Linked DNA regions of Mus musculus: all the other regions are linked to region 3. A link is a loop called in an ENCODE intact Hi-C map of the cell type or tissue named here. Cell type or tissue: heart. All regions are shown on one strand. Region 1 has its middle 58 kb from the start of Cul1. Region 2 has its middle 58 kb from the start of Gm35280. Region 3 holds the start of Gm40371 (a long non-coding RNA gene). Region 4 overlaps Ezh2 (enhancer of zeste 2 polycomb repressive complex 2 subunit). Region 5 holds the start of Ezh2 (enhancer of zeste 2 polycomb repressive complex 2 subunit). Region 6 overlaps Cntnap2 (contactin associated protein-like 2).

Region 1 (5,000 bases), 250 kb after region 3:
GTATGAGTATGTCAAGAAGAAACAATGCATTTTACACTTGGCTCAGAGGAAGCCATGTCCCTTAAGGTACCTTAATCTATGAAAAAAAAAGTTTCATTTGTTTTTATTCTACATGTGCAAGTGTTTTGTCTGCACACATATATCTATACTATGTGTGTGCCTGGTGCCTATGGAGTCTAGTAAAGGACGTTGAGTTCCTGGGTACTGGAGTTGTGGCTGGCTATGAGCCACTATATGGTTGCTGGGAGCTGAACCTGGGTCCTCTGAAAGAAGAGCAAATGCTCTTAACCACTGAGCAATCTCTCCAATCCCTGGTGACTTTTTTTTTTAATGACAAGAATTTAATTTAAATACTATCTATTTATATATAAAATGTTATGTTAAATGAAACATGAAATGTGTTTAAATGATTCCCTTGGACTCTTGCAAATATGAGATGCCAGGCGTGGTATCAAGGTGACTGACAGCTGTGGTTTGTGTGCTTGGAGTGTGAATCCCGAGGGTCTTTGTGTTGAGGTTTAATCCCTGTAGTAAGGTATTAAGAGGGCAGAAACTTAATGCAACTATGGTGTTTAGAGATGGGGCTTCTTGGGGGTAATTGATTAGATATGTCACCAGGGAGGAGATGCTATGATTGAATCTGGTAGCTTTGTAAGAAGAGGGAGAAAGACCATAGGACACATTTGTGGTCTTCCCATGTCTTGCCAATGAGATGTTATGTACATCTCTGCCAGAAGAAAGCCATTGCCATATGTAGCCTTATTCAACCTTCATTTTCAGAATTATGAGCTATAATGATCTTTTATTTTCTGGGATAGAGAGTTGGTTCAGTTGTTAAGAGAGCCCTTGTTGCTCTTGAGGAGGACCCAGGTTTGATTACCAGCACTCACATGTGGGCTATTTTGTAACTTCAGTTCCAGGAGATCTGATGCACTATTCTGTCTCTTTGGCTAGCAGGCAGGCATGTGATACACAGACGTTCATGAAGGCAAAACACTCATATGCATAAAAAAGTAAATCTAAAAACAACAATAACAACCAACCTAAAACACCCCCAAACAAAACAAAAAGCCCAGATAAATTTCTCTTGATAAAGTATTCTGCTTCTAGTATTTTCTTACAGTTATGGTACAGGATTAAGGCTCTGATTCATCTCAGTTTTAGCACTGAAAGCCTTGTGCTTAGGGCTCTAAACCACAAAGGAATTCTGCTGTCAAAATTCCACACTGGTCCTCTTGGGTTGCCATCTGCACACTGAATTAATCCTACACTAGCCTAAAAACTGAGTATTCAACTGGAGCAGAAGCTGATGTGTCTTGAGTGTCATTTGAAGAAATCTGTGATGCAATGAATATGACAATTGACTAAAAACGTCAACATTGAACTAATCCCAAATTGTTATGTATGAGAAAGGAGAAAATGAAGGAAGGAAACAGTACAAAAAAAAAAATGGGAGGAAGCACTTTGGAGGGCTGGACTCGCTGGCTGACATTTCTTCTGGAAAAATGCTTGTGTGTTTGTAAAAGACTTACAGTAAGGTCAGTGTGCAACCAAACCCAGCACAGAGACATGTGACCTTCTGATGTCCCACCCCTCCCTGCCCCAGATGACTCCCTACATGCCCTTTAAGGGGCTATTCTAGTTACATATTCTCCTGTATAGCATTTTAATCTTTCTATATGCCATGCCCTTTAGTGACTTTTTCTTAAATGACTTTTAATGAAAAATTTCAATCATACATAAAAGTTGAGAGAATATTACAGAGAACACTGATGTGCTCACCGCCTAGACTGGATAGGGAGGAGTTTCCAATCCTTGTTTAATTCCGTATCATTTGTCTCTCTGTCTTCTATATTTATATTTTGTATACCTACTGAAGCAAATTGCTTAGGCTCTAAACACTGGAGCCCCGCCCCCCCGGGTTAAAATTTAGAGACAATAAAATGTAAGTGATCTTAACTATATTTTTCCAACTAATTCTAACAGAAACCCCATGCCTGTGACTCGAGTTCTCATCAAGTCCTTGAATGTCACCACACTCTCAAAAGGCCCTCATGCCTCCCAACTTTTAAATACTATGCAGAAAGTTTTTCTGGACATAATTGTCTGTGTCTTCTGTGGGTGAGTTTCCATTTCTCTGGGGTGAATGAGGAGAATCAAAGAGGCTTTGTAAGCAGAGGCTCATAGGATGGTGGCATCACCACAGCTCACATAGTCTTCCCCCTCCTGTGTCTTGTTATTTTCTCCCTTTTTCTCCGTTTTCTTCCCTCCCTTGTCTTTCTTTTGTGAGCTATTTATGTCTGTTCTCTTCTGGCAGGGCATGAGGTTTTCTTAGCATTGTCTCACTCTCCAACACTCCTTGTGAGAGGCAGAATGAGAAGTCCTTGGTTCTGGGATGACATTCCAGATGTGAGGCAAGCTACTGTGTTCCTCAGTCATGGCACCGGCACCCAGTGGGTTGGAAGACATCCCTCCGGAGTTCCCTTTTTGTTCTATTATTCTGTGACATTCTGTGACCCATGCCCTTCTTTGAGAAGACACAAATCTGCCAGGAAACTAAGAGACGAGGAGGGCAGGAGATGGTGACCTTAGGATGGAAACGGAGAGGGCAAAACAGAAAGAGAAATGAACAAATGAACTTCTGTCCAGTTGTTTGGCCAGCCACACAGTGCTGGCATCTTCCTAGAGTGGGCCAGTTCCACCATGGCTCTGGTTCTCTCCTCATGGTCTCATGATCAGACTTCCCACATGGCCTAGGCTTATCCCCTGCTGCTGATAACATTTACAGTGTGAAATCACTCCATATTATTTTCGGTCTCCACTTTATGTGTGTGCAATGCTTCTCACGTCTTTTAAGATAAGAAGAAGAAATCTCAAGAGGCCTCTTGTTGCTCAAGGATGTCTATGCTTTTAATAAGGACTTTATGGATACCACCTTCTCTTTCCAATGGGATCCAGAAGGAGAGTAATGATAAGAGCGTTAGGTCCAAGAAGTGAGAACACATCTGAGCCAACACCATTCAAAATGTTGTCCAGAACCAAAACTTAAAAGCCAACCAGAACCTGGTCCCATAGCGCCCCCTGGCATACCTAATTGCAACTGTACCATTTATCTTGCCATCTCTAACGTGTTTTGATGTATTCACAATGCACTCATATTTCACAACGAATTAATTGTAGTTCAAAAGGAGCAGAGTTAGGCTTTCCACTCAGGATCTAAGCAATCATATAAGTGATTATTTTGTGTCTCTACTATACCAATTATGCTTATTGGATTCTAGCTAATTAAGTTATTTAACTCAAAGATAAGGGAATTGTAACAGACTCCAAAGATGGTTTGGGCTCTAGCTTTTAAATGACTGCCTCTCTGAGGTTGGAGTGTTTAGTTCCCTATGCTATGTGAGTAGATTGGCTCTCTTGAGTTGAATAAGCTGTTAAGCCATTCTGAGACTGTCAGCTCTAATTAGACTCTGGAGTGTGAGTTGCTGTGACTTTAAGACCACGAGGCATGCACCTGTGGAAGCTGAGCCACACAGATGCTTTGAAGAGAGACCCTGCCACAGCTGGATGGTATGCACCTCTTAAATCTGTCATCCAAAACTCCTCTGCCATTGAGGGAGGGAAGACCCTACACTACATTTAATGTTTAACTCCTTAGAAGAAAGGCTTTGGTAGACACAGCAAGAAAGCAGATCCCAAACTTGCCAGCTGCAGCAATGGTGAGATTCAAGACTCAATAATTTAGATCAAAGTCAAACCTGTAAATCTTGTGAGGAGAGAAAGGGGAAGCTAGGCAAATGTCTTGGGTTGAGACCAAGATGGAGTGAGTTGTGGAAGTGGATTAAAAAGTTAACAAGTGACTAAAGAGATGGCTCAGCCATTAAGAGCACTCACTGATCTTCCAGAGGACAGGGGCTGAGACTCAGTTTGCATATGGCAGCATACAATAGTCTGTAACTCCAGTTTCTGGTTGATCCAATGCCCTCTACTAGTTGTTCAGGGCACTGAACATATGTGGCGGTGTGAAAATATTCACGCAAGCAAAACAGCTACACCTATAATTTTTTAATCTCAAAAATAAAATAAAATAAAATAAAATGGAAAAGCTAACAGCAACTACCCATGTGGGGTTTCCATTCAAGCCTGTGTGTATAGTAACCACTCCTCCCAACAAACCCACTCATGTTAGTGTCCTCACCTCCTTGACAATTTTGAGAAGTCCATTCAGAAATATAGTTGAAAGGGGGCTCTTTTAGTTTATTGAAATGATAGGCTCTTAGGTTTTAAAGATGGTAGTTTCCTCTGACTGGCAGCAATTTCCATAGAGGAGTAGGAGTGGAAGCCCTCTGCCTTTTCAGTAGCTGGAGGCAGCTATATTCGTCCTGAATGCCACAGTATCTGCTATAGTCTGTTCTTTGAGCTGCTCAACTCCAACTAGTTCTCCGAGGAAGTTTGCAGGATTCGGGTTGGTGGTATTTGTAACTGATCTTAAGGTTACTTCTGGGAGTCTCCTTCCTTCTGTACTATTCATGCTGGATTTCTTCCCCTTGGTTAGCATTCCTGTTGACCTGTGAGGCTTCACTAATTCAGTAATTTGATTCCCCACTCACCTGAAAAATACAAGCTTCTAGATACTTTGATCTTAGTCCATGTCCATTCATTTAGAAAATGGCATGGGAGTATTGGGGTATACTAGTGTGTTTTCTGACTGCCAGACATAGGCCACATATATTTAGCACCAGACCTACCTACTTACTTCCTACTGATAGTTAAAGACAGTTTTCCCTTACAATGAAGTTCACTGCTTTCCTTATCTGCTGGTCTCTTAGTGAGAGTCACTGGAGGCAGCTATGGCGTAGAGCTTCAGGGAGACCCTCTAGCTGTGTCTTTAGCTAGAAGGTGCTTCCACCTCTGAAATAGGAACTGTACATTGATATTTGTGGAGAAGGAAGCACACACTTCCCTGCTGTGTGACTGGAGGTGACAGCAAGTAGATTACT
Region 2 (5,000 bases), 340 kb after region 3:
GCAGTTAGCTGGAGGAAGTTTTTGCAGAAACAGGAAGTTTAACAGAAGCTAAGTTAGCTAAGGAGCTCCTGACCTTTGGTTCCTAGAATAGAGCTGAGTTGTTTTCTATGGGATTCTCCATCAAAAAGATCAGATTCTACTTAAGCCTGAAATGGCCTCAGCAAGAAAACAAGATGGAGGAACCACTCACTACACTGCATTGCCCCATCACATGGTGGTTCAAACTTAAGTCCTCATGCGTGCTAGGCAACTGCTTTATCCACAGAGTTCTCTGCAGCACTCAGGAAAATAGTTGGATCCTATCTTTAAAGGGCTGATGGGTTGAATTCTGGGAAGAGGGGCAACTGGTAGTCATATCTTGAAATTGTTGGAGACCGAGTTCGAGGAGACCATGGTGACCATTCTGAGAAAAGAGCCTTACTCATAACGTGCATAGGAGAGTCAAGTTGAGTGGGAGAAGCAAAGATGGCAGCGCACAAGCCTGGCCTTAAGTTTGTAATAATACTGCAAGATAGAATTGGCATTTGCTGTTGTTAAAGGCCAAGTGATGAATACTTTAGACATTGTGGGTGCATTCTCAACACTCAACTGTGAAAAAGAGAACAAATCAGAAAATGGGTGAAGAGCATGAGACTGGAGCATCAAGAGGAGGTTGGGGGACACTTGGGAGGCAACAGAACATGTGAGATGAAAGGGGAAGGGGCAGAAAGCAGGAGTAAGGAGATGGGGGTGGTAGTAGAAAGGGGATTCTGTCTGAATTGAGCATGAATGGACAGTTGTCTGTTATTACTTTCTCAATACTGCTTTTTACATAGCATTTACCTTGTGTTAGATAATAACAATAAAGGAAAATGGGCAAAGGGTATACACAGATATTTCACTGAAATAGATGCAAATAAATGCCTAGAGAACATGTTTGATATCACCAGCTGAAGCATTATATCAACTAGAAAGAGAGTTTATATACACGTGTCATAATGGCCAAAATAGTAACAACAGACACCCCAACCAACCAACAACCAACCGAACAGACAAACATGGTGGTGAGGACATGGAAAAAGAGACACTCTCAAACATTCCTCAAAGTAACATAAATGTCATACTTTCTCTGGAAAACACTGGCAACTCCCTATAAAACTAAACACGTGTTTACCATATGGTCACAAGTAATGCACTCTTGCTCTTTTTTCCCCCCAAGATAAAATGAAACTTATTTTTACACACACACACACACACACACACACATACACACACACACACACACACACACAAAACTTTATGTGAATTTTTAAAGCAGATTTAACTGTACTTGTCCCAAACTGCAAACAACACATAAATCTCTTATTGCATGTATAGCTAAACATACTATGATGCATACATTGTGTGGAATACTACTTAGCAATAAAAATGAGTAATCTAGTGATATATACAATTCAGATGGATCTCAAAAGGATTATTCTGAATAAGACCCACCCAGTCCCAGATGGTACCTCCCAGGTTGCTTCCATTGATAAAACCTTGAAAAGGTAAAATTACAGTTTGGACACTAATGATCCTCACGATTCCCAGAGGCCAAGGGCAAAGAGGAAGGTCACAGTGGCTGTAAAAGATTCATTGGAATGTTCTGTATCCTGGTTGAGGCAGTGGTCCCAGAGATCTACACATGTGATAAAGTTGCAGAAATTAAATATACACAAGCAAAGGAGTGCTAGGAAAACTGGTGAACTCTGCATGACTCGGATGCCAATTTCCTGGTTGTGATATGTGCTATAGCGCCTAAAGATGATGCTGAGTGTGTACAGTGAAGGGCAGATGGAGTCTATTAAATCTCACAACTGCATGTGAACAGCTAGTTATTTCCAAAGATTTGGAAATGTTCCACAGTAACCCATGATTAAACACAGAAACAAAAGTCAGACTCAACCCCCCTGGCTTCAGAGCAAATTCCTTTGTTTTGATAAAGGTTATAAACCAAAGTCAAACCAAAACAAACTAAATCAAAGTCAGATATGATGCTAAATGTAAATTCAGATTACAGAGAGATGCTTGTCCAAGCTGTGAGGTCCAAGCTTCCATGATGGGAGAGGAAGAGGGCCGAGGGAAGCTGGGAGCTTGAAGAGCTTGTGAGGAACTGTGGGCAGGTAAGTTATCCTTTATTTCCCAGCTGGAACACAGGCTGTTAGGCATGCATCTGCTGACACAGACACGGACACGGACACGGACACGGACACGGACACGGACACGGACACAGATATAGGCGCACACACCAGTACCAAGGCTTGCAGACCTCAGGCCTTAGACAGGTTAGAGGTGTACACAGCTGGCCAAAGGCAGAGGCAGGATCCCGACTCAGGTTTCCATGCAGGCACTGATCTGTAGCTGATCCAGGCTGACTAGCAGCCATCGAGTGGCAAAGGTTTGAGTCAAGGATAAACTCTGGGGTGGCTAGAGCATAAGAGTCAATACAAGCTGGAGATGTTATAAAAGCACATTTCCTCCGGGGAGAGACTCAGCGAAAACCATGGAGAGAACATTTGTTTCTTTTTTTCTATGAATCCCTATGGGTCCCACTTTTTATTAAACTCTAGCAGATGTAGATGAAATAAAAGGGTTTTTGTTTGTTTGTTTGTTTTTAATCTTATCACATTTCCTCTTTGGACTTAAGTCACAGACACTTTCTAAATTACATACGGAGCAAGTATTTGATTTTGAACACATTTAAAAAATACGTTCTTGGGTTTTTGTTTTTTTGGATCCCTATTCGTTCCTCAGACTGTAGGAATCTGCCATCTAGTGGCTCAATACTGAAATTGTTTTGTCCTTCCTATTCTATGTTGGAAGAGAATTTCACATGGATTTTTTGTTTGTTTAAAATCTGAAATTTATCAGCATGGCAAAAATAAAGGAAATCTTCTCTATTAAAATTGAAGCCTTGAACAGGACTCCTATCTGCCCTCAGACATAGGTTGTTGGAGAATTTACAACAGTATAAAAACAAATTTCTAGATGTCATTTGCCTCTAATGATGTGACTGTCCAAGTTTCAGTTAGAGCATTTAAATAACTGTAAGACTAAACGGAGTGGCAAAACAGCTAGTGTCTAGTACTTCCAACCACGGACAGGCTCATTATATACCCTCAATTTTAAGTGCCTTAGATCATGTAGATAAGGTAGGAAAGTGGGCTCTCACCATTTTGCCACACACTTGTGTCAGCTGTCACTCTTTTGGACCTGATTCACTTCACTTCGCATGTATGAGCTTTATTTTCTTGTATGTATGTCTGTGCACTACTTGTGTGCAGTGCCTGAGAGGCCAGAAGAGGGTGTTAACTCCCTAGAACTGGAGTTATGAATGGTTGTGAGCCTCCGCTAGGAACCGATCCTAGATCTTCTGTGAGAACACACGCTCTTAAGCATTAACACATCTCTCCAGGCCCTGAAACTCTCACGTTGTAAAAGTGGCATCCTCGGTTCTCAGATCGGAATCCGAGAGATTTGCATTCCTGCTTCATTATCTGCCTTCCTGGTTTTGTTCCTGTCTTCTGCTCCTCGGTTGTTTGTGTATAGTCACATCATTTTCCTTCATTCGCATGAGTATATTAAATATATTTTCTCTCCTGCCTGTACATGTATGTATGTCCTGCCTGCCTGTATGTATGTAAACCCATGTAAGTGACAGTTCTTGACTTTTTGTCTTTCTACTTTCAGTGATATTTAATGATGTCAAATATTTCAACATTGAAACTAAATTATCTGTATTTCCCCATGAAAGGGGGAGGGGGAGTAATTTTTATGCTTCCAACTTAAGAAAAAAAAAACAAAGTTTTTTTTTGACTGTTAACCCATAGTTAAGAGCATCATAAAAACACAACAAAGCAAATACCTCATGATTACACTTCTTTGCATTTTAAAAATGGCCCCTGTATTGGCTAGTTTTGTGTCAACTTGACACAGCTGGAGTTATCACAGAGAAAGGAGCTTCAGTTGAGGAAATACCTCCATGAGATCCAGCTGTAAGGCATTTTCTCAATTAGTGATCAAGGGGGAAAGGCCCCTTGTGGGTGGGGCCATCTCTGGGCTGGTAGTCTTGGGTTCTATAAGAGAGCAGGCTGAGAAAGCCAGGGGAGGCAAGCCAGTAAAGAACATCCCTCCATGGCCTCTGCAACAGCTCCTGCTTCCTGACCTGCTTGAGTTCCAGTCCTGACTTCCTTTGGTGATGAACAGCAGTATGGAAGTGTAAGCCAAATAAATCCTTTCCCCCCCCAACTGCTTCTTGGTCATGATGTTTGTGCAGGAATAGAAACCCTGACTAAGACAGCCCCAACTTGAAACTGTTGGTGCAACAGTGGATGTATTTGTTCTGACCTATGGTAATGCTATACAGATTCCCTCAGAAAAACTGACTGATGTGGCCCAGCTCCCTATGCTACACTGTGCATAGGGTAAGCGTCATCCTAAAGGATCAATTGAAGACCCTATCACAAGCACACGGGGGAGCATGGAGTGGCCACTGCAGGGCAGTGCCTCAGTCTGGGGTGAAGGGAGGAAAGCACTCAGGTTGCAGCTGGCAAAGGGCTATGTCCTCACTGGCACTTTCCCAGAGCTCACAAAGAATGCTCCAGCCGATCAATAAGCCTGCAATACTCAGGCCACAGTAAAAGGGAGGCAGCCAGAAGGTGCCTTAATGGAACAAAGTAGATGTATTCAACAGGAAGCAAGGGCTCCAGGGGGCAGGCAAAGACTTCAAAAGATGCTATCCTATCATCTTGAGTCTGCTACTGTTCCCCCATCAGTTGGGATGAACAGAAGCACTAAATGTTGGGCCTGATGTGGTATCACCTTCCGTGGTACCGCATCAGGCTGAGAGGAGGGTCAGAATTGACTTGGGCGTGATTGGATTTGCTTCTCTGCAGTAATAATTTTAGACACATGGGACTGTCTTCAGCAATGTGTGGAGCTGTTTTGGAGAGGGTGAGATTTGGGGGAAGCTGGGTCATTGC
Region 3 (5,000 bases):
GGGCCTACTCGCCACTTTTCTCTAAGGGAATAAAGTTTCAGTTATTGGGGAAGGGGAGGCACTCCCTTTGACCGAGAGAGGGTTGCTGAATCCTGCAAAATGCAAAGAGTAAAGGGGAGAGGGGGAAAGCACACACAAACACACACAGACACCACACACACACACACACACACACACACACACACACTGAGTGTAGAAAGCGGGAAACTCAAACAGCTTCACACATACACATAAGTTCAGACATTCACACAGACAGACAGACAGACAGACAGACAGACAGACAGACATATCAGATGGATGGAGCAAGCTCCAATAAGCAGGCTCCAACCGTTTTACCCACACCCACATCTCCATATCCACATCTCCACATGTGCACATTTGGTGGATGGAAACGTGCTGGCGCCAAGAACATTGTTTGCTTGTTTGTTTGTTTGTTTGTTTGTTTGTTTTTTCTCTCAGCCTTTTTATACCACCCAAGACAGCACTCTCTGTGTGTAAGAAGATTACCTGGTAGCCACAGGTCACATATTCTCTAAAAGCCATCACCCCAGAAACATATTCTTCCAAAACCAGATTAAAATCATCCCACAAAAGGAAACTACACCAGGAGCCTTGATGACATAATTTTGTTTTGACATTCACGCCTAAGAAACTTTTCCCATCCTTCTTTCTCTCCACTAGATGGACTTAACTCTTGTCTTAACTGATGAACAAAGTTTAAGGCAATGGAGCCTAGGTTAGCAAGTGTTTTTTCTGTGCTTGACTGGTGACACTTTGTATTTAGCGGGAGACCGATCATCATCTGTTGTGCACCTTTCGTTTCGTTTCGTTTTGTTTCGTTTTGAAGTCGTGTTGTTCAGGTAATCTGGGCAATCGCCTACCCTCTATTCTGACACTCGTAATAGAGCGATTTGCTGTTTATTCCTAGCCGTGTGTCTCTTCGAGGTGCACACCGAGCACTTATGGCCACAGGCTTAGATCACAAGATCCAGGAAGTCAGGCCCAACGTTGAACGGATGCTCTCTGTGAGCATGAACTTGTCCCAGGCCTAATTTTCTTGCTCCTACGAGTACATTTTTTGAAGGCACGGAAGCTCATGTGCTCCTTCTCTCAACGATGCAGCTCTCTTGCTGTTCTATGAGGAAGGGGAACATTCTAGTCTTGATCCCGAAGTAGACTTTCTGTCGACTACCCTCAGTCTCCCCAAACCCCCGCCCCCCATGATTTAAATCCAACTCATTTCCCGAAAGGACTTAGACCAAACAGGAATTACAACTGATCATGAATTCATCTCAACAGCATTATCTCAAGAGGATTCCTCCTCAGGTCGATCCGCAAGCCTCTGGCCCATCAGAGCAGGGGTGGGGTGGGGTGGGGTGGGGTGGGGTGGGGTGGGGTGGGGGCATCACCCAGGAGGGCAATCACAGGAGGTTGCAGGCAGTGAGTGTCTTGCCTTGCCCAATCCCAGCACGCCAGGGCCATGAGGGATCTAGCAAAGAGAGGCAGGAGAAGGCAGACCCCTCAGGAGTAAGAAGCCATGCTGGGCCAAAGGTCCTGGGGCCCCCGCTTCTCCAGGGTACACCCAGCAGAGCAGAGCACAAGCTTGGGCCGGTGGACCGCTGGGGCGATTCCAGGAGGCTCACTTGCCCACTGCAGTTCTTCCTGCGAGGCTAACACGGGCAGTCCCAGTCCGCGTGGGCGTGGGGTCCCGAGTGTGGGGAACTGTGTGGGTCCAAGTGGAGGGCCTGGCTCCTGGCCCCGGAGACTTGGCTGTGGTCAGGGTGGTCTCGTGGCCCAAGGCCCAGGCCTTCCAGAAAGGGAAGAAAGAAAAGCAGAGCTGTGGGTGTTGGAGGAGCACCAGGTTGGAGCACGGGGTGCTCCCGCTGAGCCTCCGGCTCGCTTTAGGAGTGGAGAACTGTCAGCGAGGCCTGGAGGTCCGGGAGGGCGGAGGAGGGCCGGTGTAGACGAAGGGCCATCGAGCGAGCGTTGGGAGTTTGCGGTTTTGCTGTTGCTGTCGTGGGTCAGTCGCCCGCGTGGAAGGGCCAGGGTCGCTTGCTGCTTTTTCTGAGCGTTCCCGGAGAGAGTTATGTGCGAAGTGGGGTCTGGACGGCGACAGGACAAGAAGAGCAAGAGGAGCATCAAGCAAGCAGCAAGAGGAGTAGAGACGGTCGCTCGAGGCTGGAGGCTGGATGCACAGCGAGCGGGCTTCAGGAGTCCTGGGCGCGGTTGTAGCCCCCAGTGGGTGGTCCGGGGCGCGGAGTGTCAGTTCCCATGCCGACCACTAGGGGTCGGGCGCGCTCCGGAGTCTCGGGCGAGGGAGGCAGTTTGTTTGCAGGGGTGTGGGCGTCCTCGGGAGTGGTGTTGTTGTTGTTGCTGCTGCTGCTGCTGTTGCTGCTGCTGCTGTTGCTGCTGCTGTTGTTGTTGTTGTTGTTGTTGTTGTTGTTGTTGTTTGTGCTAAGGAGGAGGCGTTGTGAGAGTGTGCGCGTTTGTGTGTGGGCTTGCGATGTGAGTGTGGTTGGTGTGAGCGCATGATAGGCGCTGGGCGCTGGGCATTGGTAGTGTGTGAGGCTTGGAGGCTGTCCCGTCGCGTGTCGTCATGGAGTGTGCGTTTGGAGTATGTGTGTGTCGCGGGGCTCGCTCGCCGGTTGTGGTGGCGCACGCCGGTAGGATTTGCTGAAGGAGGCAGAGGCAGGAGGATCACGAGTTCGAGGCCAGCCTGGGCTACACATTTTTTTTCTCCTCGGCTCCTCTCTCTTTAGGCCCGCTTCACACAAACACACACACACAACCATGCCCGCACTGCTCTCTTTTCACCCTCACTCCTCTTCACACCCTTATGCACACACCATCACCTCTTCCTTCACTCCACAACTCACAACCTACTCTCAACACCCTCACACACACACAGCACAGCAGCCCCCTCAACACTTTCTCTCTACCCTATCATCGACTTGCCTAGCCTCCAGACGCCTTGCAACCCATCTCCTGCCCTACCCTACCCTACCCTACCCTACCCCAACCAATCCCCACACCATCCTCCATTTACAACTTGGCCTCACCTAGTAGCACACAGACCTTAGCCTCACTTTTTACCTTCCTCCTTCTTTATTGCTTTTGACAAAAAAGAAAAATCAACACTCACACACACACACACACACACACACACACACACACACACACAATCGACCTTCACTTTTCAGTTGCACGATCACTACCAGGCAGGTCCCGGAAGCCTGCCTTCTCTGCCTTACCTCAAACGCTTGACACACCAACTACACCATATTGCTAGAATGGGCCATCCTCTTCACAAAAGAACATGAGCACCCAAAGTTAGCCCCAGTCTGCAGAGGCACACAGGGATTGACCTAGTTTGGAAAACCTATAGCTTTTCCTAAGCTTTCCTTACTCAGCTCAACACTCAAGAATTTCTGCTTGCTGCCTTGCTTGTTGGCTTGTCTGCTTGTTCCCCCGCTTGTTCCCGTGCTTGCTCCCCTGGTTGCTTCCTTTCTTCTTTCCTTCCTTCCTTCCTTCCTTCCTCCCTTCCTTCCTTCCTTCCTTTCTTCCTTCATTCCACGTTTGCTTGCTTGCTTGCTTGCTTGCTTGCTTAGTTTCCTTCAAGACCCAAAGGTCTTGACCTGTCTTCTCTGGTTGCATTTTCAGTTCAGCCTGTCACCAAGAAAAAGTCACTCGTTGCCAGTGCGGACATGCTCTGATAAGGAGGAGGAAGCCAGTTGTGTGTATGTCTGCTCTTCTGCAGTAGCCTTGCCTAGAGGTGATTCCCTTGGTGGGTGTTCCTATGTGGGCTCCATGGCCTGGGGGATTCAGAGCAGTGGGCAGCTTGGCGTAGGATCTGTAGGGGTGGGCATTACCCAGCCATTCATGACACACCCCCTGGCAGAGGTCCTTTCCTGCATTTGCCCCCATGAGTTTGTGTCCTGTGGGTCCAGGCATATGCCAGCCCAAAGGGACACATGTTTCAATTTCTAAGACCCAGTGAAGTTTCTTTGGGATTCCGGGTGGGGTGGAGGAAGCCTGTTCCAGCTGCTGCTTTCTCTGCTGTCCCTGCTGCTGCTGCTGCTGCTGCTGCTGCTGCTGCTGCTGCTGCTGCTGATGGTGATGGTGATGGTGATGCTATGCTGATGCTGATGGTGATGGATGTGGGGTGTGGTGGGGATGGGTGAATAGATGAGTGGGTGGACAAATGATGTGTTGATAGAAGGAACAAAGGAGGAGGAGGAGGAGCAGAAAGAGGACGAGGAGGACGAGGAGGAGGAGGAAAAGGAGAAGGAGGAAGAGGAGGAAGATGAGGCCTGTGGAGAAGAGAGACCAGGGTCCTAAGGCCAGTCTGTAGAGGGCCCGAGGTCTTTGGGCTTCCAGGTGAGCACTTGGGAATCCTGGAACCTTAAGCACCTACACAGGGTTGTCTCTTCCTGGGCAGGGATGCGTGCCTGTCCTCTGCCCAGAAGGCTCCAGATGGATGTAGTTCCTAGCCCGGTGGGTGGCCTGTGCAATCTGAAGGGCCTCCCACACTTGAATCACACACACACACACACACACACACACACACACACACACACACACATTGACTCTCATGTTCATCTCAGGCTCTCCCTCCCAAGACCTTTATCTTGAGCACTGTTTCTCGGGCTCAAGAACCCGTCCTTCTACATGGAGATGTCACATGGACTGGCCAAATGGAACAGAACCTAGGTGACTTCTGTGCCATGTTATTTAGGTATAGGGCCGAGACATACCTGACTCCTTGGGACTTGTATGTCCATCTCAATCGTTCTCCCTAGTCCAGTGGTTCTCAACAACCTTCCTAATGCTGTGACCTTTCCATCGAGCCCCTGGTGTTGTGGTGACCACAGACCCTAAAACTATTTAGTGTCTATTTCTTTAGTGTAAGTTTGCCACTGTTCGATCGGTCATGCACATCTATATCCTGGTTTTCCATTGGCCTTTGGTGGCCCCAGTGAAAGGGTCCTTCCACCCACAGG
Region 4 (5,000 bases), 89 kb after region 3:
AGCATACTCTTGAGAATCTGAGGGTTCAATGTTCTCAGCTTCAATAGGGTCCTCCTACATATCTGCATATCAAGTATAGGATCCTATTCTTTACCAGTAATGCCCTTAATTTTAACACCCTCTGAGGCTGGGACCTGAATTTTATTTGTAATTTATTCAGTCTTATTTATAATGGGGGCTTTGGTTTGATTTTCTGTAACTTGAGCTCTATGGCTGCTAGAGAGAAGATCTCTTCCAGGGCATACTTAGAAACCTTTGTTGTCAGTGGTTCTCAATCTTCTTAAAACTGCGGCTCTTAATATACTTCCTCATGTTGTGCTAAACCATAACTATAAAATTATTGCATTGCTACTTCATAAGTGTAATTGTGCTGCTGTTATGAATTGTAATGTAAATATCTGATATGTATCTGATATGTGATTCCCCAAAGGAGTTACGACCCACAGGTTGAAAGCCACTGCTTTAGACTAAACCTACAGTTGGTCAGTTTTATTTTTATTGCTGAGTTCATTGGTGAGTTCACTAAATTCTGAGATGATAGAAGTTGATTAATTTTATCGTGAAGCTCATTCTTTCCCATTGTCAGTTTATCTAGTGATGCTAAGGTCAACTGACCAGTGTCATCCTTTTCCTTATTTTTCCACAAATTGTCCAAAGTTTTATATACAGAGTCACCAAATCCATTGCCTCTCACATTTGGTGAATCAGGATAATCAAATGTATTTGTCTCCTTAATTTGTAAAATAGTACACATAATGGGCTTTCATCATTCAGGACTCTCTGAGCTTACATGAAAGGCTTCAGTAACTAGTATTGACAAAGTGAGATGCCTATTTTAGAAAGATACTTAGTTTCATCCTTATATTTTTGTTGCTCTAGAACCACTTCTAGTACCAAAATCTGTCAGAGTTCTCTAGAACTCGATGGATGGATGGATGGATGGATGGATGGATGGATGGATGGATGGTTCCATCCATCCAGGAGATTTATTAGAATGTTTTACAGGCTGTGGTCCAGCTATTCCAACAATGGCTATTTACAAATGGAAGGTACAAGAATCTAGAAGTTGTTAAGTCATTGAAGCCTGATGTTTTAGCTGGTCATTAGTGTATGCCTGAATCCCGAAGAAGTATGCTCTAATGCCAGTGAAGGACTCAAGATCCAGGGCAAGCAGGCAGAGAACAAGTTCCCTTCTTCCATGTCCTTTATATAGGCTTCCAGCAGAAGATGTTTATTTAGATTAAAGGTAGATCTTCCTTCTCAAAAGATTTGGGTAAAGATGTATCTGTCTTCACACCCTGAAGGTCAGGGTGAGAAGTGGGTCTTCTCACTTGAAATGATTTAATAAAGAAAAAAATCTCTCACAGGCATACCTAGCCCTTTGGGTTTTAGTTAATTCTACATGTAGTGAAGTTTACAACTAAGATTAGATTAGGCATCACACTAGTCCTCCTGAAAAGCTACATATAATCTCATTACTCAGGAAGCCAAGGCAGTAGGATTGTTGTAAGATTGAAGCCAGTCTGGTCTCAATAGAAAATTCCCTGCCAGCCAGGGCTACACAGAGAGACTCTACCTCAAAGCAAAATAACAACAAAAATACTCCCCTCCCTCAGCATGCATACACAGACACAGACACAGACACAGACACAGACACAGACACACACACACACACACACACACACACACACACACACACACACACACAGAAATGCTTGTACATTTCTGCTAGGAAGAAGTGTGAAAGTGATATTAGATGAAAGTGAAATCCAAGATAATAGCCTTTTGTTACAAGGGAGACTCCAGTATGTAATGGTTTTTTGACATAAATGTGTAATATCAAAAATGGAAGCAGTTTACAATCTGGAATAGATTTATTCCTAGTTTATTCCCTAGGTTTCATTAAATACTTGCGTGAAGATGTTAGGCCCATTCTTGTTTTTATTTCTGACCCTCTTGTGAGAGACACTTTTTCTCAAGAGTGTCCCCTTCAGTCTTCTTCCTCTGCCCTTCAAACTGGTTATGAAACCATGTTTGCTGTTGAGCTTCCTCAATACATGCTGCTTAACTCATTCCTTTTTTTTTCCTTCTTGCTTCACCAAAAAGCGGTCTTGAATTTAAGTATGTATATTGCCCTTACCATAAGGCCTAGCTAATTAAAAACTTGGATTTTGTTCCCTTTCTTTCCTTAAGTCCTGAGGAAAAAGTAAGGTAGTCTCGGAAGTAGTCTTCAGCTTCCCTTTGAGGTTGATGACAGCTGATGTCTCCTCCTCACTCTCCCCTGGGCTGATGCTTCCCTGAGTTGACAGTAGCTGATGCCTTTCACTCACAGTCTCTTCCCGGGCTATGGCTTTCTGTTTCTTCTTTGTTCTCATATGGAGAAATAGGAAATAGGAGTATGTTTGAAAATAATGACAGTTCATGGTGTCTCAGTGTGAACTAACTGAATGAGCCAGTGAGTATTCAAGAATGTATGATCACACCACCCAGGAGCTGGTGTGATATAACTCCCGTGGACTTTTTTGAAGCTGGGTTTAACTGCCTTCATGCTAAGGATCATTCAGAGGTGGGGTGGCTGTTACTATTGTCCTTTGGGATGTCCTGCCTAAAATGGGGAATATTTACCTCATAAGGTAGTAGAGAATTTTAAAGTCAACTTTGGTAAAGTCTCTAACATGGTGCTTGGCACATAGTAGGGTGTGTTAATTTTTCTCCCTTCCCTGCAGGCCACTCACCTGCTCTCCCTGTACGATTTTCCATAGCACAGTTTTTACTTGGAACCAGTCTTCTGCCAAGAGTCTCAGTTTGGTTGTGTACTCCTACAACTACTACTTTTGACTTGGCTTCCTCTCCAGCCACACAGTCGCCTGTTGTACCAGCTGGGTGGTGTGAGTCCCCAGCCTCAGAGGAAGCTTGTTACTTTCCAGTCAGCTGTGTTTCTCTGACAGTGTGCCGTCCTTGGTAACTTGGTTTTCTTTACCACTGTTAAATTATCTGTGATCCTGAAATTGGAATTAGAATTAGAAATTTAAGTTGCTAAAGTAGGCCACCTAGAGGTATAACTGAGCGGGCAAAAATGCTCTGGTGAGGTCAACAACAGCTTTTGCACTGTTTTGAGCAATATGAGTATTTAAAGAGTTGAGAGCGAAACACGTTCAAAGGAAGTAAAGTTGCTAAGTAACTGGGAGTTTTGTATAATTTTCTGTAAGTCAACACATAGCATTCCCAACTTGTTTTACCTGCATTGGCTGTGGCATTTCAGTATCATTTCACAAGTGAGGACGGTATGGTTGTAGCATGGCTAGAGACTGTGTGGGGTAGGATCCAGAGGTGCTGCAGAGAGCTCAGCTTCATTCTCCACATAGGTGTCCTCAGCTCGGAAGGAACTGAACTTTCTGCCACAAACATAGTCTGTTGACACCATAAACATATGTTTTAAGACACTGCTGAATATTGTTTTGAGGTAGAAAGGTAAAAATCCTACCTTTCACCTCAGATGCTCTTCCCCTTACAGAGCTTGCGTTTCATCCCTTGTTGACTTGTGGATGACTCAGAACTTTGAAGTGGTGGATATCAGAAATGGGGTGGAGATATTAGACTGGGGGTGTCATTTGTGCTATAGCCCGTGACTTCCTGTTTTCTGTGCTTCTGTGAGTTTCCAGCTTTCATTTAGTATATATTGATTCTGCAAATCAGTCATCCCCTTAGCTAGTGGTTGAAAAGAATATTTTCTGTCTGACTTACACATGACCTTGGATTCATATACTAACACAGGTAAGTCAGGGCTGGAGAACCAGTCTGTCCCTCTAAGCTATAAAGACAGCTTCTATGTAGAATTAATTTATTCCCACCAAATATAAAACAAAAGTTAATAACTTTTTTAAGAAATGAAAATTGTTTTATATTTAAGATTATTGGATAATATGTGATGCTTTATTGAGTAATTAAAATCATTTCATACTTAAATTTACCTAGTCAGGTTGAAGGAAAGGAAAATGTGCTAGGGATAGAGTAAGAGGAGAGTTGTTGGTGATAACCCTGTGACCTTACTGGGTGTGGTCACATTCCACATAGCAGATACTATAAGGCTCTATAGTGACTCTTCCCTGTGAGCTTCTGAGAGCAAGAACTAAAGCACAGTAAACTGAGGAAGTTCTTGGATGTTACAATTAGACTTAGTTTTTAGTCCTGCCTTCTAAGTTAACTATCTTCCTAGGAAGATTTAATTTCTGGCCTCCAGTCCCATTTGTGGATTGTGATGTTAAAGTTATGTCATAAGGTGATAACAAGAACTACTTATGATTATGAATATAAGCAGTTACTTAGCATGGTGATTGAAACACAGCATGTAATCAATAAATGTTGGTTCCTGTAGTTATTGGACTAGCAAATGGAGGGATGAGGATCTGTGAGTGAAGCCAGTTAGTAGGAAAGAGAACATTAATAAGCCATTCACACCTTATTTACTTGACTTTGAGCTTTTGGTATTGTTATTTTTCCTTTGCCTTGTTGGAAAACACCTAAGTAGACATCACTATCTTTGTTCTTTGGAACAACTTTGTCTGTCACTTTCACTTCTGTTAGGAAGGAGTCATCTTTGTGTGCAGTGTGCACTGTGATGGTCAGAGTACCCGAGCAGCTATGTAGAACTGAAGGCTTATAGTATCTGCTATGTGGAATGTGACCACACATGAGGGACACATGAGTACACATGTAGGCTTATGTGGCCTGTGTGCGAGTAATCTCACCTCATCCAGTCCCAGTCTTGCTGACTTGGAAACACCCTACATAAATCTCAGACACTGACTCTGTATATCGTGTGTACATATGTGACTGCCATGAGTTCAATTTATTTTGTTCTATTTTTATTAAAGATCATCAGTACATATCTGAGGTATTTTTGAGACAGCCATGGAGGCTTGACATTTGAGAATAGAACTCTTAAGAAAAGCTGGATTCCTCATCAGGATAGAAAGCAATGTGGTTATCAGGGCACGAAT
Region 5 (5,000 bases), 57 kb after region 3:
CTAGTTCTTGAGTCTACAAGCCTGGGTGTCTTTGGCTGAAGGAAGCCAGAAGATGTGTGCTCTAATGCCAGTGAAGGATTATGTATATATTCCTTCTTTCTATATATTCTGAAAATCTATATACATATTCATTCTCAGTTCTCTATCCATTCTATCAGTGAAGGAATGAATACATTCATTTATTCATTCATTCATTCAACCTGTTCCTCTAGAGAACCACGACCAATACAGATACATAACTTCCAGAGTGTTACAAATTCTCAGTCTGAACTCTTCACTATTGAACCTGTTTTCACAGGTCTGTGGGATTTTGCCATTCAGATGCATCTTATTAAAAGTAAATTTGAAATACCATTATTCACCTCATTGCCAGATAACTGAACAGGGAGTGGGGGTTGGGCTGCGTACTGTATAAGCAGCTCATTTCTATTCCTCGGGGAGAAAGGTTGACTCCCAAGATGCCATTGACAAATGTTGCAAACTCCTTACACTTTGCTGAGAAAACATGGGGTGAGCTATTTGCTCTCAAAAGTTGTTAATAAACAACTTGAAACCTTGATAAGTGCTAAGAACCATAAACGCAGCTTGGAAGGCCTTTCAGAGAAATCTGGTCGCCTTTTCTTCCGTCGTCAGGGGATTAGGCACCAGTTTTGCTAGCCAAAGCCTCCAAGGTGCCGAAAGGAACCGCACTAACTTTATCTGCCTACTGGTGCTCTCCGTGAGGAGCGAGGGCCGCCCCGCATTGAATCCCCTGTGGGGCCGGTCACACGCCTTCCTTTCAGTGGCGCCAACAAAAGTGTTGGACCCCGGGCCCAGTATGGCACGCCGGAGAAGAGGGCGGTTAAGACCGTTACCAACCCGAGTTTTGAACTATTTCAAACTTGGCTCAGGCGCCCGCCCGTCTCCTCCCCTCCCCCTCCCGAGAACCACTCAGCGCCCATTCCCGCCAAGAGCTGGCCCGCCCCCCGGCCGGTTCCCGCCATCCCGACCTCCCCGCCTCCTGCCCATAGCGGGCTTCGGGTCCCGCCAAGTGCCCGGCCTCCGCCTGCCTGTCCATGGCTTTCCTGAGAGGTACCGCACGTTGGCAAAAGAACAAAGACAGCGACTGTGGTGCTTCCACCCAGCAAGCCGCGTTCCTCAGAGCGAGCCCTGTCACTCGCGCACGCGCTGGTGAGCCTCGCGCTCCCAGGGCTGGAGCTCGCTCCGAAGGCTCCCAGCCCGTTCGGCCCTCTGATTGGACGGGCGCCCTCTCGCATCCTCCAATCGGAGAGGCGCTTGATAGTGCTGGGGGGGCCAAATAAAAGCGATGGCGATTGGGTTGCTGCGTTTGGCGCTCGGTCCGGTCGCGTCCGACACCCAGTGGGACATCGAAGGCAGTGGAGTCCCGGCGGCGGCGGTGGCGGTGGCGGCGGGTTGGGGGCGACGCGCGGGAGAGGCGCGGGCTGGCGCGCGGGACGAAGGTAGTCCGCGCCGTCGGCCGCCGGTGGTCGGCAGTCAGGGATCTGGAACGCGCCCCGGGGCGGCGGCGGCGGCGGCGGCGATCGCGGGACCTCCGCGCGGGTGCCTGGCCAGTCTTCGGCATCGCCCAAGCGGGTCTCACTCGAGCGCCGCTTTTGTAGGCGCGGAGGGAGGGCTAGGGGACAGCTTTCTGAGCGGTCGTGAGGTGTGTGGCGGTCCCCGCGGTCCCACGAGTGAACTGTGGATTCCGGCAGACGCGGGCGGGCGGGGGCCGGGAGTGGGGGCTTCTGTCCCGGAGCCTGGTCCCGCCTGGCCGGGGCTGGGGGCGTTCCTGTGGCCGATCGGGGCCGGCAGCGCTGAGCCTCAAGTCTTCTTTGTGTGGCTGGGAGGCGGGAGCGCCCGGGTAGGACGGGACTTACACACAAGTTGGTGGGACCGAGTCGAGAGTCTGCACTCAGACAAAGGACAGACTGTGTCTCGGAAGGGGAGGGGAGGACGCGACACTCGGGGCTCCCGCCGCGCGGGTGGGGGCGTGGGGAGGCGCGACGCGAGCGCGAGTGGGCAGGGCTCGTCCTTGCCTGGCCCTGCTGGGGGCGACCGGCTAACGCCGGGCCTTGCTAAGGCGGGACTGCGTGCACAATGTGGGAACTCCCTTAGCCCTGCGGCTGACATTTCCCCGAGAGCCGGGAGTCTCCCACTGCCTCGGGCTGCTAGTGTCCTCGACTGGCTTTGTGCTAAGTTCGATGGAAGAGTCCAGCTGTGTTTCCTTCTCTCACTTCATTATACAGCCCCCCTTGCACGCACCAGATCGTATGCTTCAGGGCTACTTTTTGAAAATGGGAGAAATTGAGAAAGCACGGGCTTTCGGAAAACTTGGTGAATGTCTTGTGAGTTCTACTTTCTAAAGGACCAAAACCTGAAAGAAAAACAAAATCTGTTTTGGCCAACTTGTGTGCTTTTGAGAATGGTGACAGGTGCTAACGAAATCAACTGTCATTTACTCAGTGATTATTCCCCAAATCTCCAGGGGTAGGTTGTTAAAGACTAGATGATCGAAATAAAATACCCACGAGAAATGTGGGTTTACGCTGTAGAATTGACAGTTTCTTTTTAGTGGGTCACGTTTCCCGTGAACAATAGCTTTGGTGAGTCAGAAAAGGCATTTGTTGCCTAAGAAATTCGAGTGTATTCTTGTCACAATTCAAAGAAACTTACTTTGCTTATTAACAGGATCTGTAGAATCTAAATTCATCTGAAGTAAAAATTTGTCTTTGATATTTAAAATACCGTACAACAACGCTACAACGCCTTTTCAGTTTCAGGAAAGTCGTTATCAGTTTAATTCTATGGGTTTTTAATGGCACATAAAACATTTGAAAAATACTAATGCTGTCACAGTTGAATGTAGTTTATATTTTTGGCGATTTAAAAATGTATTTTCAATTACTTTTTATTAATGAATATTAGCAGTGAATTCATATTCAGGAATAAAAGTCAATTTTACTTAGAAGAATGTGGAAATATTTAGGTTATATTTAATTTCCTGTTCTTGTATTCTCAAGTTGGAAACGGATTGGATTCTGGTCTTAAACGAAAAGAATCCTGCCTTTTCTCTTTGGAGAGGTGTACTAGAGAATGAAAATTGCATTAGGAAAACTTAGGAAAATTGCATCCTATATTCTAATTTTGATGGGTTTTGAATATATTTCTTAAAAAAAAAAACAAAAAAAAACCAAAAGAACAGACTCTTGTTGCACTGTTTCATCTAATGAAGACCTAAAGTACATCTGCTAATTTACGGTTTCATATGAATGGAGACAAAGAAATGCAGTGTCAAATTTCTGTTGTTTCTGATTTGCAGGAGCATCGTAGAATAGACATTCCAGGTGCAGCTCTAAATGTTGAGATTGTAGCATAAGGTTTATGTTTACATTAAAATCCTATTGATAATCTCATTCATTATGAGGTGAGCTAGTTGTATAGAATTTTGGTAGAAAATTAGTTTAGAATTTAACAATTCAGTTTTGCCTGAATATGTGATTTTTTCCTGTAGTTGACATTTGCTGTTTTGTACTTGCCACATATATTTCCTTAACTCTCTGAAGAATTGGTTGAAAATATTGCCTTATGTTTCGGTAGAAATGAGAAATGTTTAAGAAGTCTAAATAGGGATAGAAAAAGCCACTTGTTGACATGTGTAGCTAGAAGTGTTCTTTTTGGTACTGATATTCTTTTGCATGGATACATGTGATTATTTTTGTGTTGGCTATGTAAAGGTTTTAGTCAGATTTTCCAAATCACACCAAAATTCATTTGCTTTAGGTTGTCCTTTATCCTTTGAAGTCATATGCTCAAGAAGTTTAGATTTATTTTATTACTAGCCTTTAAATAATAATGAAGAAAGTTGATTTGCCTTAAAAAAACGAACAAAGGAAAATTTCTCTGCTGATAAAATGATTTATGGGCTATAGAAATGGTTTATAGATTAGCTTTGAAGTCTTTATGTCAGTGTAGATGGTGAATTTTTCAGTACATTCCATAGTAGTTATAGGTTGGTAGAATCTTTACGGTGGAACATGGGTAGAAAGGAACAATTCATTAAATTCAGAGAAAGGTCCATCAGAGTATGTGCTTTATTTTAGAGATGTTGTCCCAGAAGTCTCAGACACTCACAGAGTTTTGTTCATACTTATATTATTGCATGTATCAAATTGTTCACTTGTTTATGCTTCACACTGTCTAAGTGTTGTGGGACAAAGTTTCTGTCCTATTTTTGATTGGTTGCCTAACACTTAGGTTGGTAGTTTCCAGAGAATAGTTAATAACCAAGTGATTTAAGGAAATTGGAAAGATACAGTGAAATAAATTGACAGAGAAATTTGGAAAACAGTGAGATATAAATAAAACTGCTTACTATGAAACCCAAGTTTGATTCCTGGAACCTGGTACAGGGGAAGAGAGAACCGACTCCCCAAAAAAGCTATCTTATGTGTTCATGCATGGGTTCACATATTCTTCCTCAATAATAAAGAAAATTGGCAAAGCAGACAGGCTAGGTCTTCCTCCCTCACTTGCTATGTAACTCAGATTAGTCTTGAATTTACTATGTAGCCCAGACAGGCCTTAAATTTGAGGCAGTCCTATCCTACCTCACTTGGCTTTTGAGTGCTAGGATAGGCCACTATACCTGCCTGCCTTCTTTCCTTCCTTCCTTCCTTCCTTCCTTCCTTCCTTCCTTCCTTCCTTCCTTCCTTTCTTTCTTTCTTTCTTTCTTTCTTTCTTTCTTTCTTTCTTTTCAATTTTTTATTAGATATTTTCTTCATTTACATTTCAAATGCTAGCCCAAACTTACTTTCTTTTTTTGAGACTAGGTCTTTATTTGTAGCTGTGGCTGACCTGGATTTGAGGTCCTCCTGTTTAGTCTTTTGAGTGCTAGTTTTATAAATGTGTACCACCAGGTTCTGCTTTTCTTTTTTTCTTTTTTGAAGTAGATCTTGCTGTGTTGTTCATAACTGTCTCAAACTATTAGTTTTTCATGATAT
Region 6 (5,000 bases), 460 kb after region 3:
ACAAGTGATCTCTTATCCCTTTAAGATGTGAGCTGTGCTTCCTGCTGACACTGACGTCTACTCAGGACATGTTGGCTTCATGTGAAACACTAAAAATATTCATGGGCACCCGCCTTTTATTCTGGGTGACTATTTCTTACATGAGAGGGAAAGACAAGGGTAGTTATAAATTCAGCCCTCTACCTGATGACCTTCTAATCTGCAAATGACATTGGATGAGTTTCTTGGGAGTGACTCACAGGCATAGGCATAGGCAGAGGCCTTTCATAAACCAAAGAACAAATTTTACATTTTACATTTCACTGGCTTTTCTTTATACTATATACCATGTAATGCTAGTTCCATTTCAGGCACTGCCTGAGATACCCTCTGTCCTAGTCAAAATTCCCATCAAAGCTGTGATTAGCAGCCTCAATGTATCGCATGAGCAATACCCCAAAGAGGATCTTATAATACTCCTGTGAGACACCGTCAACAACCACATAGGTTTCCTTGTACAAAGATGCTCAGGGTTGACCTTACTGAGAGAGAGCTATAGTTTAAGAATGCAAATTCACACTACCTGGTGTGACTTGTGTCAGGGGCATTCATAGCTCTTGCACTCACACCTGAAGAACCAAAGGCTTACCTATAACTTTTCCAAGGAAGAGCGACTTGGGAGAATTGAAGAGCGTATCAGAGGAGCTGGGTAGATGGTAACCCACAGCAGGATAATGGTCGAGCTGTAGGAAGAGCACGAGACACAGTATTAGCATGTCACCATCCCAGGAGTGATGAGGTCCCTCTTTGAACCCTGGTTTCTGGAAACTACATCAACAGCACAGGATTTAAAGTCCACCCTGAGGAAAAGGAAGGCCGTCTCTGCCTTTGAAAACAGTTTGATGAGTGCAGACCCTTCCCGAGCTGAGTGATTTGCTGGCTGGATTAGGGTCCACACTCATTTCCATAGAGTAAAACCTGCCTGATTGGATCTCCAGTGCTGTCCTCTGAGCTAGACAGTGCTGTCTATGTAATTATGGTTTTAAAGGGATTCTCTCACTGAACGGATGCTGTCTGCTTACAGAGGAATGCTGACCCTCGGATGCTCTCCACCCCCACCGCATGCTGCAGCTCAATATGGCCGACTTGCGTTTCACAAGGAAATGAATTTTTCTGCTATAATTAGCATCTCTAGAGGCTGAGAGTCGGAGTGGGGATCGCAGTGGTTAATGGCACATGTCCTCTGGCAGAATTTGTTCTTCCCAAGTGGAAGAGAGGAAAGTCCTCAAAAGTGACTTGGAACAATGCATGTTTCTGGCCACATTTCCCAGGTACACGTGCAAACAGTGGTGTCACAGCTTCATAGACCATGATGAATCCCTGTGTGCCCACATGACATCTTCTTCTGTCCTATCTTTTAAAGACAATTATGGTCTCCTTGTGCTTCCTCAGCTGTAAGCTCTTAGAACTTTCTAGGGTTCTGTGACTCTCTCTCTCTCTCTCTCTCTCTCTCTCTAACTCTTCTCTGATACATTACATCCTGCTTCCCTTCAGAAAACAGCAGGCCTTTCAGAGATATCAATGGAACACGGCACAACAAGTTACGATAAGGTTAGACACAAACCCTCTTATCAAGGCTGGACAGGCAACCCAGTAGGAGGGATGGAGAGAAAATACGGAAAGAGATTCTGGAATTGTGTGTGCGTGCGTGCGTGCGTGCGTGCGTGCGTGTGAATGTGTAAAATAAGTGCAGAGAAACTCCCTGGAATCTACCAAGTATGACCCCAGAGACGACTCCTAGTAATGAGGGATACTGAGCCTGACACACTCTTTTTTTGGAAGAACCTTCCATTCCAGCTCAGGGTCGTGGGACAGGGGGGTCATATGTCAGGTTCAGCCTCCCCGAGCGCATGGGAACCTCGGACTTGTCTGAAGAGTGCACTGCACTGGAAACTGGTACGCTCCATTCACAATTGGGCACCACGGACATTCCTTATTACTGTTTGTCTGGAACCTTCCCTGTAACTTAGATTATGGAACAGTCAGGGATAAGTGTTAAAGAGTCTACATATTTCCGGAAATTTTGAGAATCTGACCTTTAGGGAAATGGCACTGTTAATTTTTTTTGTACATTGAAAAAGTGTACTAAAATATATCACTAACAAACACTCTATTCAGAGAAACTTTTGCCCGTTTTAAGCTAGAAATGCCTTGGGATCGAGCTACTTAATTTCTGCAGCTAAGTTTCAGCGGGCAGTTTTGGCGCCCTCTGATGGCATACATGGGTAACTGCAACACTTCCTTGTTAAACCCATTAACTGCTTCATTTTTTTAAAGCCAGGATTAAAAAAAAAATTAAAAATTCTCTTAATTTAATATACACAGAGTGGATTTCACTCAATTTTTCTTATAACATATTTTTCTAATGCTTTAAAAATGGATAAAACAATACATATCCATCACAGGAAAATAATAATGTAAACATTCTATAAAAATAGCATATGGTGATAATGATAATTATATTTTTTCATTTATTCAGAAATGAGTAGAAACCAACTAATAGTATTTTATTTTATGTGTATGGGTGTTTTGCCTGCATGCATGTCTGTGTGCCATGTGCATTTAGTGCCCACAGAGGTGGGAAGAGGGCATCAGATACACTAGGGATGAAGTCAGAGGATTGTGAGCTGTCATGTGGGTCCTGGGAATTGAACCTGGGTCCTCTGAAAAACCAGCCAGTGCTCTTGGTCACTGAGCCATCTCTCCAGTCCTGCCCTGCCTTCCTTTAACTTCACAGTGTATTGTAAAACTTTTTCTCTGTCTATAATAAATTTATAATTGAATCACTTGTCAGTTTCTGGATAATTATCATTCAGTTTTTGGATATATAACACAACATACCAATGTTTATATGCATGCTCTATAGAGCAAGTAAGTCCAGCCTTTAAAAATATCAAATTTTAGTGTTTAGGGTCTGGGGAGATGGTTCAATAAGACATTTACCACACAAGCATGAGGGTTTTCAGTGGCATGTAAAAGCCAGGCGTTTAATGCCTGTCTGTAACCCTAGCACCAGTGACAGAGATAGGAAGATCCGATCCCTGAAGGTCTCTGACCAGCCAGTCTAGTCAACCAGGCAGCTCCAGGTTCAGGAAGAGACCTAGTGTGGACGGGCCTGCTGCTGGTCTTGTGAGCCAATCACCTAACGAATAAAGCCAATCACTGGGCGAGTAGGTGGGACTTCTGGGTTGGAGAGAGGCAGAGAGGAAGCAGGAGCGAGTTAGGGCCCTTTTGGAACCGGACAGCGGAGGGGTAAGATGTAGCTGCTAGAGTTTCCCTGTGTCATGGCAGAATCAGTTTTTAATAAGGCTTACAAGATTAGGTTTTAGTGGTTGCACCCAGAGATTGAGTTACCATAGTTTCTGAGCTAAGTTTGTGTTGTGTTTTCCTTTAGGCAGCGGCTCAGCTGGATTCAAGAGAGAGAGGTACAGCGGCAAAGCATGGGTTTGCCAGATGTGCACCACAAAGGCTGTGGAGGGGTTTGAAGCATGAGGTTGGCATGATAGCGACCTGACAGTGGGAACCTAGCAAGCTGAATGGAGACGTTTCAGGAGCTCCAGGCCAGAGAGACTCCACGAGATGAAATAGGTCGGCCTTTTACCGCCAGTGCATGGCCAGCCAGGCACAACCGCGGGAGCGAGCCGGCTCTATTTTTTAGATACTTCCTTCAATAGAGACCCTGCCTTAAAAAAAAAAAAAAAAAGGATGGCGAGTGATGGAGGAACCTATGTCAATTTTTGGTGTTTGGCCTCCACACAGAGAAAGAGAACAAAATATGTGCACAAAGGGTCTATACCATTCCCAGAACCTGATAGGTGCTCAGAACAATCATGTTGACGTTTGGCAGTGATCCTCTCAAAGTCATGGTCGTGGAAGTGAAGTTAGTACTAAGATACCTTCTGAATGCACACCATGGAACCCCCTCTTCTTCTCAGCTGTTTCTAAGGGTTCAGCCTAGATGGACTTGGCTTTCATGAGAGTCATTTTATAGTACTTGTACTGAGCTCAAGGCTAAACAAAACCCTGCATTTATCATCAATATCTATGAAGCCAGTAGCTTGGATAAAGGTGCTAAGATTCACATTTTTTTAAAAATGAAATTTTATTCCCTCTGCTTTGAAACAATAATGGTTTCCTCAAAAGTTGATTTAATCAACTAATGGTGACCTAGCTAGGCAGTGGTTCTCAGCCTCTGGGTCATGACCTCTTTGGAGTGGCTTATCAGATATTCTGTATACCAGATATGTACCTTATGATTCATAACAGTAGTAGGATTACAGTTAGGAAGTAGCAACAAGAAAACTTAGTGGTCAGGGGTCACCACAAGATAAGGAGCTGCATTAAAGTGTTGCAAAATTAGGAAGGTTGAGAACTACATAACTAAAGTATACTACAACTATATCTAGTTTTAATTCATTAATAAAGCAATAATTAAAAAAAAATAGCCAGGCATGGTGGCTTATACCTGGAGTCCTAGAATCTGAAGCAGAGGATTGCTGTGAGTTTGAGATCAGCTTAGGATACATGGTGAGTTCAAGACCAGCCTGGATTACAGTGTGAGCGTCTTAAAAGAAAAGCAAACAGCAATAGCTACAACAAAAGGGACAGCCATCCCAGGGCAATACCAGATCATTCCAGTCCACATTATCTACTCTGTTAGGGAGTGGTTTACAGCAGGCAAAATGTGGCAAATGTGACATTTCACAGTCATGGAGGAAGGTAGGAGGGAATTCTTCAATGAAGACCAGCGGAAGGCATGCTGGGAGAGAAGAGAACTCTTCCCACTTCTCCCCACCAGGGGTGAGAATCCCTCTACTTCATACTCCTGCTTTCTCCCCTCACTGCCCTCTCACCCTCCTCCCTGCTCCATGACTGGGAAGGAAGCTGGCGGTAGAAGGGCTGGCACAGAGCTGGTGAAGAGGTGTTGCTGTGGCAGCTCAGAAGGGAAGTGGCGGCTCTTA

What was found. A loop is a pair of places that touch in the nucleus more often than their neighbours do. Peaks named below come from ENCODE experiments on the same cell type or tissue, not always from the same donor. Only the 100,000 strongest peaks of a DNase experiment are listed, where the experiment ranks them.
Region 1: it touches region 3 in a loop (5-fold over the local background); 10 of 42 quality-filtered maps call a loop at or near these places.
Region 2: it touches region 3 in a loop (6-fold over the local background); 15 of 42 quality-filtered maps call a loop at or near these places.
Region 4: it touches region 3 in a loop (3-fold over the local background); 6 of 42 quality-filtered maps call a loop at or near these places.
Region 5: a loop joins it to region 3, with 2.2 times the contacts of the local background. A loop is called at or near these places in 5 of 42 quality-filtered maps.
Region 6: a loop joins it to region 3, with 4 times the contacts of the local background. A loop is called at or near these places in 2 of 42 quality-filtered maps.

Annotation. Positions count from the first base shown.
Region 1 is chr6:47,394,226-47,399,225 of GRCm38, reverse strand. No RefSeq gene overlaps it. Among named protein-coding and RNA genes, the nearest start is that of Cul1, 58 kb to the left of the region's middle. In heart, a CTCF peak has its summit at 3,080; no DNase peak of the experiment used is centred here.
Region 2 is chr6:47,312,469-47,317,468 of GRCm38, reverse strand. No RefSeq gene overlaps it. Among named protein-coding and RNA genes, the nearest start is that of Gm35280, 58 kb to the right of the region's middle. In heart, a CTCF peak has its summit at 2,801 (motif pointing left); no DNase peak of the experiment used is centred here; H3K4me3 peaks cover 452 bases.
Region 3 is chr6:47,648,496-47,653,495 of GRCm38, reverse strand. It overlaps Gm40371 (a long non-coding RNA gene), which reads left to right and starts at 2,176. Exons shown (of 3, transcript XR_003956297.1): 1 at 2,176-2,238; 2 at 3,661-4,377. It also overlaps a transcript of Gm40369 not described here. In heart, a CTCF peak has its summit at 2,273 (motif pointing right); DNase peaks (open chromatin) are centred at 415, 2,295, 2,605 and 3,785; H3K4me3 peaks cover 1,380 bases; H3K27ac peaks cover 745 bases; H3K27me3 peaks cover 1,406 bases.
Region 4 is chr6:47,559,665-47,564,664 of GRCm38, reverse strand. All of the region lies in intron 3 of Ezh2 (enhancer of zeste 2 polycomb repressive complex 2 subunit), which reads left to right. Among named protein-coding and RNA genes, the nearest start is that of Ezh2, 33 kb to the left of the region's middle. In heart, a CTCF peak has its summit at 3,065; no DNase peak of the experiment used is centred here.
Region 5 is chr6:47,591,354-47,596,353 of GRCm38, reverse strand. It overlaps Ezh2 (enhancer of zeste 2 polycomb repressive complex 2 subunit), which reads left to right and starts at 1,324. Exons shown (of 20, transcript NM_007971.2): 1 at 1,324-1,460. F830010H11Rik (RIKEN cDNA F830010H11 gene) reads right to left here and starts at 1,145. Exons shown (of 1, transcript NR_168258.1): 1 at 1-1,145. In heart, a CTCF peak has its summit at 1,998; DNase peaks (open chromatin) are centred at 1,253 and 1,993; H3K4me3 peaks cover 3,639 bases; H3K27ac peaks cover 2,559 bases.
Region 6 is chr6:47,188,708-47,193,707 of GRCm38, reverse strand. It overlaps Cntnap2 (contactin associated protein-like 2), which reads right to left. Exons shown (of 24, transcript NM_001004357.2): 21 at 629-722. It overlaps Gm35280 (a long non-coding RNA gene), which reads left to right. Exons shown (of 8, transcript XR_001785456.2): 8 at 1,064-2,324. Among named protein-coding and RNA genes, the nearest start is that of Gm35565, 36 kb to the left of the region's middle. In heart, a CTCF peak has its summit at 2,252 (motif pointing left); no DNase peak of the experiment used is centred here; H3K4me3 peaks cover 915 bases; H3K27ac peaks cover 494 bases.